Regions from separate parts of the Homo sapiens genome. Here region 2 is linked to region 1. The links are chromatin contacts, found by Hi-C or POLR2A ChIA-PET in ENCODE. All regions are on one chromosome and are shown on one strand. Each heading gives the region's core, a stretch centred on a gene start or an enhancer-like site at or near the end of the contact. The rest is flanking DNA. Distances are from core to core; before and after follow the strand shown. Region 1 overlaps LOC728743 (zinc finger domain-containing protein LOC728743). Region 2 holds the start of GIMAP8 (GTPase, IMAP family member 8).

Evidence for each region. Hi-C counts contacts between places; a loop is a spot of excess contacts on that map. ChIA-PET counts read pairs that join two places held with the same protein, here RNA polymerase II (POLR2A). Pooled maps may share reads with other maps.
Region 2: a map of naive thymus-derived CD4-positive, alpha-beta T cell shows a loop between it and region 1 (4-fold over the local background). The contact joins the promoter of GIMAP8 here to the enhancer-like site in region 1. A Hi-C loop is called at or near these places in 2 of 168 maps with a recorded cell type or tissue (PC-3 and naive thymus-derived CD4-positive, alpha-beta T cell) and 8 of 50 pooled maps. POLR2A ChIA-PET finds 5 or more read pairs at or near these places in 11 of 52 experiments (CD4-positive, alpha-beta T cell, CD4-positive, alpha-beta memory T cell, CD8-positive, alpha-beta memory T cell and 7 more).

Annotation. Positions count from the first base shown.
Region 1 is chr7:150,408,506-150,414,030 of GRCh38, forward strand. LOC728743 (zinc finger domain-containing protein LOC728743) reads left to right here. Exons shown (of 3, transcript NM_001395976.1): 3 at 1,655-3,965. Among named protein-coding and RNA genes, the nearest start is that of LINC00996, 22 kb to the right of the region's middle. Within about 2 kb of position 1,251, at least 2 of the 41 ENCODE cell types and tissues checked have a DNase peak (open chromatin) inside an H3K27ac peak, as active enhancers do.
Region 2 is chr7:150,447,583-150,453,048 of GRCh38, forward strand. GIMAP8 (GTPase, IMAP family member 8) reads left to right here and starts at 3,048. Exons shown (of 5, transcript NM_175571.4): 1 at 3,048-3,593. It overlaps LINC00996 (long intergenic non-protein coding RNA 996), which reads left to right. Exons shown (of 4, transcript NR_034033.1): 4 at 1-558.

The sequences.
Region 1 (5,525 bases), core at 1-2,500:
GGCCAGAGCCCCTCTCAGGGCTGGGAGTGGTGGGGGTGGAGTGCGTGGTGTTGATTCTTGATGGCAGGTGGGGCGGTCTGGGTACCGGGCTGTAGGTTTCTCTGTGATGAGCTGCTTACCGGATCTTCATCCCCAGAATGTCAGAGTTGAAAGAGACTTGGAGAGGCCACTTTCCACAAACCCCACGCCCAACCTCAGCCCCTAGGCCTCCTGGCTCCTGTACACACTCTCTGCTGTCCTTGAGATGTCATTTCACTTCATGTTTCAGTTTACTCATCTGTAAGTTGGGGATATAGATGAGGGACTCTTCCTCGCTGGGATATATTGCAGCTACTGGATGAGAGAGGGTGAGGTCACTGGTGCACAGAGCCTTAGTTGATTCTGCCACACCATGTGCCACTGACTGTGCCGGGCTGGGCTCTCCCAGAGACACACATGAGGACCGCAGGCCCTGACACGGGGTGCTCACACTCGGTGTGTGACGCGGGGCCAACCTACAAAGTGCTCTGGGGTGAGACCGAGGAGGGTGACTGGTTTCTCTTCGTCACCCAGGGGAGTTTGATGGCTTTGAACCAGGTCATGGGGACAAATAAAATTGTTCTAGGAAGAGCAAGTGTGTAGAAGGGTGTTTTCAAGGGAGGGGGGGTCCTGATAGTTCAGTGACTGTCTCCAGGTGTCCCAAGGGGAGGTTTGCCCTACAAAGGACTTCGTGGTCAGGGGGTGGGGACACTGAGATTTTTAATGAGATGAGTGCTATGATCTCAGACTTATGCTTTAGGAGGAGAATCAGAGGCACTGTGAGGACAGACTGATGTGGGAAGAGCTGGAGCCTCGAGGGGCTTGGGTCATCTGGGCAAGAGAACATAAGGCCCCCAGCTAAGAGGCCTGGCCAAGGTCTGGCAGTGAGAAAGGGGGCAGCCAGGACTCTGCTCCAGGACCTCTGGTTCCAAGCTGGCGCTCTGAGGCACGGGCCTCTTCAGCCTTTTGGCAGATGAGGAAACAGGTTTGCCAAGCTTGCCTACACCACAGTTGGTACTTAGGGGTACAACAGGTGGAAGCCAGGGCTTTGTTTTGGATTCTGAATCCCAGAACCTTTTAGCTTCACTGCTTAAAAAGTGGACGATGGAGCAGGGAGGATTTGGGGCCATGTGATAGGAGCTGGGGCAGGGGTGTTAGGGGTGGTACGGGTGTTTGAAGGGGACATGGCATCCCTGGGAGTGGTTTGGGAGGAAGGGAGCTGGGGCTTCGAGGGGACCTGCACATTCAGTCCTGTGCTGGGTGCTGGAGACTCGTCCCTCCCCACTGCCCCCTCTGCCCATCCTCAGTGCTATGTGGCTATGGCTCCTCGGAGACTGTCCTCTGCCTACCACTCCCAGGTGCTGTAGACTAGCATTGGTGGCAAAGATGAAATTAAACAGGGGCTTCGGACACCTGGAGTCAGTCACCAAAATGCCCTGAACCCAAGGTGTCTCATCTGTAAATGGGATTCGTAATCCTTGCAGTGCTTGGTAGGGGACAAAGAGGATTCATTCAAACCCTAGGACAGATTCAGGGTAGGCCAGCTGATCGCTCCCTCCTAGCCCCAGAGGGGTGGCTGGGCAGGGCCATGTCACGGCTCCACACCTGATCCTGATCTCTTTGTTTCTGTCGACAGTTGCAGAGTGGGCAGGATCTTAAGACCCGATAGGTGCAGAACCCATCTGGACACGGAGACCAGGAATGGAGTTCCATGGAGGCCTGGCTGGCACTGCACCCGGGCATGAGGACACATCCAGTAAGAAGACCTGCCTCAAGAGGTGCACTGCGGTGACCAGTGGAGGTGACTGGTTGGAGCCTGGAATTGGAAGCAGATTCCAAGCTCTGGTGGACAAACTCTCCAGGCCTGGTGGGAATCACAGCTGGGGCAGACCTCATCCTGGCTGCCTGGCCACAGGCCCCCACTCTCTGCCACTGGTGGTAGGACGATGCCTGTGTGGAGAGCTGGCTTCTCTGCTCCCGCCTGGTCCACCACTTGGCTAGAGTTCAGAGACAGGAAGTGATTGGTCTAAGCTAACACAGCAAGTTGGTGGCAGACCTGGTTCTAGAGGCAAAACCTTCTTCCAGATGTGAATGAAACCTGCAGGCTTCATTTTCCTTTCTGAGCAGTGCTTCTTAGCTCTTTGGAGACACGAAGCCCTTGGAAAATCTGATGAAGGTTACGGACCTTCCCTAGGAAAACAGATAACTGACGTAGACTCAAAAACCCCAAGCAATTTCAGGAGCCACTGGACTCCCTGAATGAAACCCATCCCTGGACTCCAGGCTAAGAACCTCAGCCCTGGGGACTTCACCTGCTGCCCTTTCCTTACCTGTCACACATTGAGCCCCGAGTCAAGGCCACTGTACAAGTAGTGCCCCTCCCTCCCCCTGGCCAAGCCTCCTTCCCTTGTTCAGGAATAAAGAATTCCGAGGAGCCCTTTTTAGTCATTCCCTTCTCCCAGACCTAACGAATGGTGCGTCAGGTTTCTGGAGCCTCATTTCCCTTCCCCAGACATTGGCAGAGGTCCCTTGGGCTAGATTTTCTCTTCTGGTTTTGTTTCTTGTTCTGCCTGACTGGCCGCTGGCTTCCACAAAGGAGCCCTTTGCTCCTGGCCTGGGCTCTGATTTCACTGTGTGGTCTCAGGGGAAGCTGGACTGCTGTGGACGCTGGTGGGAGCTTGAGTCTGGTCTGAGTCTGCCCCAGGGAGAAAGAATCCTGCTTCCACCAACCAAGCCCAGTCAGCGGTTCCTCCCAGCTGGCCAAGTGTTCAGCCCAGTGGGCTGGGGAGGAAGAGGATGAGGGCCTCGCTCCTGGTGCCTGTGGCTCTGGGCAGGGTGAGAGGTCGGTGGAGGATCTTTCTGTGTGTTCTCTGAGTATGCAGCAGTGCAGTTGAAGGGAACAGGGCCCAGGCAGGCAGCAGGGCAAGGACTCCTCCCATCTTCACACCTGAACCAGTCAGCCTGGAAGCTACAAGTTCTCACCTGCCTCCCCAGAATGAACATCAGAAAAGGCAAAACTGACCAGGGCTGGGATGGGTTTGGGTCAGCGTGGTTGGAGGGCAGCCTGTGGATCCCTGCACTGGAGTCTTGCTGTCTTCGATGCAGGTTGGATCATACATTGTTACCTCCTACTGTATGCCTCACCCTGGAATAGCAGAATGCTCAGGGGGAGATCCGAGAACGAGAAGGTGCTCCCAGCCCCAGGAGCTTCCAGTCTGGCTCTGATCCTTGGCCGACCTAGAGGAAACCTCCACACACGCCCCTTTTGTGCTAATGGTGCAGTTTGTGTCCCCCTCTGCCCATCACTGTGCTGTGCTTGTTCCTGCCTCTGTGCCTTCCCCTATACTGCTCGGACATGTCCCCTTTCCTCTCCTCTACCCAGCTAAGCCCTTCTGATCCACGGGGCCCGGCTTCCCAAACCACCCAGCCCACATTCCTCCTTCCTGCTCCGAACAGGTCCGGTGTGAGCCCCTGCCCCCGAACTGCGTGCTGTCCCATGGACGCTCCAGTCTCTTCCGTGTGTGTCTTGAGTCCCTAACTAGACAGTTAGCTCCCTGAGGGCAAGGGACTGTCATTTCCTCTTGAGTCCTACCAGGGTCTAGCACAGGACTGGGCTCCTAACTCTCAGGAAACACTTGTCGGCTGACTGGTGCCTCAAGCGCTGGAGCTTGTCGGTGGCCGGTAATGGGCAGTGCACGTGGGGAGAGGGTATGTGAGTTAACTCAAGGGTGCCTTTTCTTGGGCTGTGGGCTGGCTCCCCTGGGTCAAAAGTGGATGTCGGAGGCCTCAGGCTCTTACCTCCTTGGGGCAGTGGGAGCATCAGGGACCCCCACCCCCACCCCGGCTCTGCAGGAGTGCACGGAAGTGGTCGTCCAGCCTGGATATTTCTACAGGTTGCTGACTCCTGCGGGAGCTGACTGAGTGGAATAAATGTTCTCTCAACATCAGCTTGTGTAAGGAGTGGTCATTTGGGGCTTAGCGGGGAGCAGGGTGGTGGCCTCTGTCTCTGCCTCCATCATCTCTTGAGGAATTATGTTTCAAGGTTGCCTGGTGACCAAAGACCCTAGAAGACACACATCAGAGCCTCAGTGACGAGCTATTGTAGGCTTCTGGCACCTGCACAGTGACTGCCCTTTGCACCTGACTCACACATATAGGGGCTGCAGCCCTTGCTGCCTGCGCAGCCCACGGTGAGGCCAGACTTGCCGAGAAGCGTCGGACGGTTCCCTCAGTGCTTGAGCAGTGGACGGCTAAGAGTGCTTGAGTCGGGAGACCAGGCCCCTGTGCTGGTCTGTCTCCAATGGGAGGTCTCGGCCAGGCACATGCCTCTCCTGAGGTTAGTCCCCTTCCCTGCTCCTCTTCCTTATGGCGTTGTGAGAAGCAAACAAGTAGATATGGAAAGGACGCGAGTGCACAGCGTGGCACAGAGACTCTACCATTGCTCTTTGGGCCTCCCCACCGAGTAGGACCTGGCTGAAGACCACCTCTCGCAGAGCGCTCTGGACAGCTGACCTTCTGTCCTGCCCGCCGCCGGGTGGCCGTGAGACCTGGGTAAGTAACTTCCTTCCCGTCAATGGAATGCCTGGCTGGAGTGCGGTGGGCTCGCTTTGGCACCGTGACCCTGTGCTGCGTCGTCTGACTCTGACTTCTTCTATGGCCTCTGTCAGCCAGGAGGGTCCTGTGAGTAAGGAACTTAGGGACTGCACCTTTGAAACGTGGGTGGGTGATGTTGGGAGTGAATCAGGCAGGGTTCTGTGTTCAACTCAGATTTCAAAAAAGGAAATGATGAGCTCGTGTAAGTGAAAAGTACAGTGACTCGATGGTCACACGGACCCAGCCAGGAAGAAGCCGGCAGCTCAGCCTTCTGCCTGGCAGCTTCCAGTCCTTCTCTAATGGATCTGAGACAGCGGAGGGTCCTACTCTTGTTGGCCCGAATCGGGTCAGTGCCCGTTACTAGACCCGTCTCAGTGGCCAGGGGAGTGCAGGGTTCTGCAAGGCCTTGTCACACGCGCACCTATGGCCAAGGGGGCTCAGCTGCACCTAGAGTCCATGTGCTGGGAGTGGGAAGGTTTTGTTCAGCAGAGGAAAGCCAGAGATGAGAAGATGGGTGGATGGACTCCAGGCAGCAGACCCACACTCTTGCTATGGGGACTGGGTGGAGGTGGAGCAGGGAGAAGCCGGGCCAGCAGCGTTGGTGTCACCTGGGAGTTGTTAACGCACAATGGCAATTCCCACCCCAGACTCCAGTCAGAAACTGCATGTGCTCAAGATCCCAGGCGGACAGCATCTGCTGTCAGACCCAGCGCCACTTTGCCATTGCCCTCCAAGGAGGGCCTTTGACTCAGACATTCCATTGGCCTTGCTGCTTGCAGGGAGGACAATGACGGAGTTTCCTTTTAGGCGAGCTGGTAGAGACAAGAGGCTGCTGCCTTCCCCAGGGCCCAGATACTAGCCACCGCCACCCCCACCCTCCAGGACTGGCGCACACATCAGCGGGGCTCATCCTG
Region 2 (5,466 bases), core at 1,798-4,297, 41 kb after region 1:
AACTTGTCAAAATATACAAATTTAGTCACAAGACACTTTACTACCATCTACCAAAGCTGTAGTAAACACACACATTTTCCATCTTTGAAATGAAATAACGTATAATAATGTTTTCCAAAATAACAAAGATGTCTGCAGTGAATAGCACTCCCTTTGATGTGGCAACTGGGTCAATCGTGTTAACAACTGTGAATTCATCTTTTTAAGAAATTCTTTTATTGTTTCTTTTCTTTTCCGCGACAGTCTCACTCGTGTTGCCCCGGCTGGAGTGCAGTGGCGCTATCTTGGCTCACTGCAGCCTCCGCCTCCCGGGTTCAAGCAATTCTCATGCCTCAGCCTCCTGAGTAGCTGGGATTATAGGCACGTGCCACCACACCCAGCTAATTTTTTTGTATTTTTAGTAGAGACGGGGTTTGACCATGTTGGTCAGGGTGGTCTCGAATTCCTGACCTCAGTTGAGCCGCCGGCCTCGGCCTCCCAGGAAGTGCTGGGATTACAGGCATGAGCCACCAGGCCCGGCCTTATTGTTTCTATTTGTAATAAATCTGTTCCCCTTGCTGCTGTCTCTGCGTTAGTTCTCCTCATTTCTAGCTTGGGTGCTGCAGCAGCCTCTGACCGGTCCTTCTGTCTCCAGCCTGACTGCGTTTTCTCGCACCTGCTGGGCTGTCTTAGGGCCCCGATGCCGGTGGCGTTTGCCATTCTCCGTCTGCCTGAGGCGTCCTCCCTCCGTCATCTGACAGGCAAATGTTACAGCCCTTCAAGACTTAGGCATTACCTTTCCCGCGCGGCCTTCCCTTCACTGTGCCTTACAATCTTCTCCATGGCAGGACATAGTGAAACTCCGTCTCTACCACTCCGTCAGTACCTGCCACAGGAAATGGCGGGTTTACGGATTTGTTTATAAGTTTATTTCCCCAATTGGTTGTTTTTCCATCTTGCGGGGTTTACATCGTCTCCTCCTCACTTGCGTGGCAGCCTGGACGCATCTCTATCACAGCACATTACCTCGTTTCGTGACCACAGCGTAGTCTCTTCCCCATCCTCAGACTGAGTTAGGGCCCCTTTGAGTCAGGTATTTGCCTTGCTAATCTTTGTGCCCTCTGTGTCTAATACGGTGCTTGGTCCTGGTAGATTTCTCCTTGCTTGCATAACATGTGTCTTCCTGGCTTATTCGATTTCTGGAAGTCTAGAACTTCTCCCCAGTGTTTCACCTGCCTGCTGAGTCAGGGCTCTCGGCCCGCTGGGGAGCATTTTGCTGCACTTGTCATTAGCCACAAAGCCACTAGGGGGCAGGGAGCCCCCATCCTGCCTCAGATCGGTGCCAAACCAGAACCCGGCAGCCTGCCTTCTGCACGGAAATCAATTCTCTAGGAGCTGATTTGCTGAAAGATCATTTTGCAAAATGGTCAACTCAGCAAATAATCGACTTGCTGAATCTTTGAGGAGTTATTTGCAGCTTCAGTTTTACTTAGAGCAATCCCTGGATGCTTAATATTTCATTTAAGAATGAGTGAGCCTTTTCTTCTCTATTTTGGGGAAACAGTTTCTTGCTGAGCCTCTGCCTCTGTTAGTACCCCAGCGGGGATGAACTGCAGTACCTGGCTTCGGGTTTTTGTCTTTTCATTATAATGAGTTGGTTTTATGTGCGTTGACCTACTGTAAAGGAAGGGTGGGGTTCTTCCAAAATAGATCCTCTTTCAATGAGGAGACAGGTAGAGTGGGACATGGGAAGGGCTTTGTCAGCTTTCCCCATCAAGATGTGTCCTGTGTGTCCCCAAAGCTCTTCTTGAGCCATCCCAGCATAACCAGGGTTTCCCTCAGGTTCATAACAAGGTAGAGCAGTCCTCAAGGCTGGCGCATGAAGACCAGTCCAGGGGGAGGGTGGATCCCTCGGGATGTGATAGGCTGACAGCAGCTCCCCAAAGCCTGTGGTTTTGACTACTGTAGAGACTTCATATCTGAAGCATGCCCCTCTACTTCAGCCACCCCCACTGCTCCTCCTTCTGCGGGGTCCCTTTGGAAAGCTTAGCACCACCTCAGACATTTGGAAAACTAACTTGAGCTCCAGTCCCTCGAGGCCCTAGCCTCTGCATCCTGTGAAGAGGGCCCTGCTGTGCAGAGCGCAGAGGGTCCCGCACTCACTTGGATGAACCTCTAGGGCATTCTGCTCAGTCTCAGGAGGGCAGACACTGTGGGACTCCACTCACATGAGTATCTGACGTTGCCAAAAATCATAGAAACAGGCCGGGTGTGGTGGCTCACACCTGTAATCCCAGCGCTTTGGGAGGCTGAGGCAGGTGGATCACTTGAGGTCAGGAGTTCAAGACCAGCCTGGCCAACATGGTGAAACCCCGTTTCTACTAAAAATACAAATATTAGCCGTGTGTGGTGGCGGGAACCTGTAATCCCAGCTACTCGGGAGGCTGGGGCAGGAGAATTGCTTGAACTCGGGAGGTGGAGGTTGCAGTGAGCCGAGATCACACCATTGCACTCCAGCCTGGGCGACAGAGCAAGACTCTGTCTCAAAAAAAAAAAAAAAATCATAGAAACGGAAAGTAGAACGGTGGTTACCCGGGCTGGGGTTCGGGGAGGTGAGTTGGGGTGTAATGGGGAGAGTTTGGGTGCTGCAGGATGAAAAGTCCTGCAGATCTGGCACACAACCATGTGAATGTACTTTCTACTGTGGGCTATACACTTAGAAATGGTTAGGATGGTACTATTAATGTTACATCATTTTTACCCTAGTAAACATTTTTTAAGAAGTCTTCCTCCGTGTTTGACTTCCTTATGAAGTAGAGACCAGGTAGTTTGGACACTATGTTCTTTCACAAAAGGGATTTCATTTTGTGAAATATTTGAAAGCATCGAAGTCTAGCATTTCACGTTTTGCAAGCTGGGGAAAAGCATTCATTCCCTGAGAAGCAGCGTTGGTCTGTCAGGCTTGGAGTTCCCCGGGTTGTGGGTTTTAGGGAAGGGAAGGGAAGCGAGGAAGGACTTGTGAGAGGAAGTCCTAAAGGCCACTTAAGGGCACACAGAGGCCCGGAGCTGGCTTTGCTCAGAGCTTGTAGCGGCGCCACAATCTCTGTCCTCTCAGGAACAGGAACTGGCTTGACGTCCTTTTCCTGCCCTATCCAAGCCCCTGTTCTTGCAGCCCTTCTGAAGCTCAGCCTGGCACCGGCCCCGGCGCCCCAGCCCCTGGCCAAGCCTCTGCTGTCATTTCTCCTCCCTCCTCTCAGTCTGCAGCTGCGGGACGGGCCGGGCTCCTCAGTTTCTGCTGTGTTGTGACCCCACGAGGCGCTCAGCACCCAGGGAAGGCGCGTGTGTCCCCGATGCTGGCTCCTCCCTGAGCCCCGACGGCTCTCGAGGTTCTGAGCCTGTGGCCTGCACAGGGAACTTCCTCTCCGACTGCATTTATGCCTCTGTGGATGTGAAGGCTATTTCTAGAAATCTCTTCCTTTGCAGAAACACCCGAAACCCTCCTGCCAGGAAGACCAGGGCCTGGGAAGAGGGTCGCTCTCCGGCCATTCTCCCCTCACCCTCCTCACCTTCCTCACATCCTGTGCCCTGGGGGACCAGCAGCTGCTTCCACCCAGGTGAGAGATGGAGGGATAGAGCCAGGTGGATTGCGGAGCCTCGGAGACTGTGGGACGCCGTGGGACCCCATGGGACACGACCGCAGTGCATGTGTGACATGTGCACTCGTGTGTAGATGTGTGTGCACTGGTGCATGGCTGTGGGGGAGGATGGGCTTGGCACCGGGAAGGCAGCCTGCTCAGCCATGGGAGAGGAGGCTGGGTTGAATGGCAGGGTTGAATGGCAGAGTTGAATGGCAGGGGCCCTGGGAAGCTTTCCTCCTGGTCCAAAGCGTGTCTCCCCAGCCTGCTGGGGAGTAGATTCGGCAGGATGGGGACAGAGGCATATTCCCAGACATCTATGAGAGTGGCTGTCCTAAAAGAAGGCGTGTCGGGGAGTGGGTGTGAGCCCTGAAGAGGAGGAGGGCTGAGACTGGCAGAAGGGAGGAAGAAGCAGGCGGAAGCAGCCGGTCAGATGCCCCATGAAGCTAGATGGTGCCGCAGAGCAGCCCCCAGGAGGAAGCCAGCGGAGCTCCTCCCGCAAAGCAGGGGGTGGGGGATGCTGATTTTTCCACGTCTGCTTTTCTGATCTTTCCTGCCCCTTGCACAGTTAGGATTCTGTGAACTGGGCATTGGAGGGATTGGAGGGGTCAAGACCTTACCAAAAGCAATATTTCTGATTTCACCTACATTTCAGCCAACCTGGTCCTCAGCAGTTAACCTCTTCCCTTCCTCTTGATGGTTGCCCTGCTGGGCTGGGTCTAAGGTCTTCCCCACGCTGGGCTCTGGAGGCATCTCCAACCACCCTGCTCTGTAAGTGGGAACTGCGATTAGATGTGGGATGAATCCCCGCATGGCTGGATGCTGTGCTCAGATGCCTGAGTCCACGTTTGCCTTGGGCTGTTTCCTGAGAAGGAGGCAGAGGCTGCCTTTACAGTCTTCAGTGAATTATAGGAAGAACGCTCTCTTTTTCTCTCAGTTGCTCTGCTGGGGTCTCCAGAGTGGCCTGGGAAATTGAGCAGAGGGAAATGTGGGCTGGCAGAGCGTGAGTGAGGGTGAGTTTGGGTACCTTTTTGTCCTTAAGTGCACTTTCTACATGTTGGGGTGAAGTGCTACTGGCTGGGAAGCTGTATGTGTGGTAGGAGTGTGCATGTGCGTGTGTGTATGTGGGTGTGTGTGTGTAGGTCCTGACATCATGTGGAGCTGCAGGCAGGAGTCCAGCCAAGACTCATTGGTTTGGTCATACTCTGCTGGGGAACCATGCAAGGCTGTGTCGCTTAATTGGGAAAGAAATTTCTTTCTTCTTCAGACCTGTGGGAGGCCTCTGCTTCCTTCAGCTTGCTGTTTTCTCACTAGTGTCTTTTTTTCTTAAATTAATTTACAGAGACATCTCACTTCACTTGCATATATATGTGTGTGTGTATGTATATATGTATATATATGTATATATGTATGTATATATGTATATATGTGTATATATGTATATATATGTGTGTATATGTGTGTGTGTGTGTGTGTGAGATATATATATATATATATATATATATATATATATACATGCGAGTGGAACTACAGGCACCCACCACCATGCCTGGCTAATTTTTGTACTTTTAATAAAGACGGGGATTTCATCATGTTGACCAGGCTGGTCTCAAACTCCTGATCTCGAGGGATCTACCTGCCTTGGCCTCTGAAAGTGTTGGGGTTACAGGCGTGAGCCACTGCGCCCGGCCTCCCTCTCAGTTCTAAAAACCGTTTTTCTTCTTTTCTTCACATTTCTGTCTCTCCTGTGATCGTTCATTCCTTTACCTCCACGTATTGGGCATATACTACATGCCAGGCACAATGTTAGGGCCTGGGGACACAGAACAAAACAGGCATGTTTGGAGTTTCA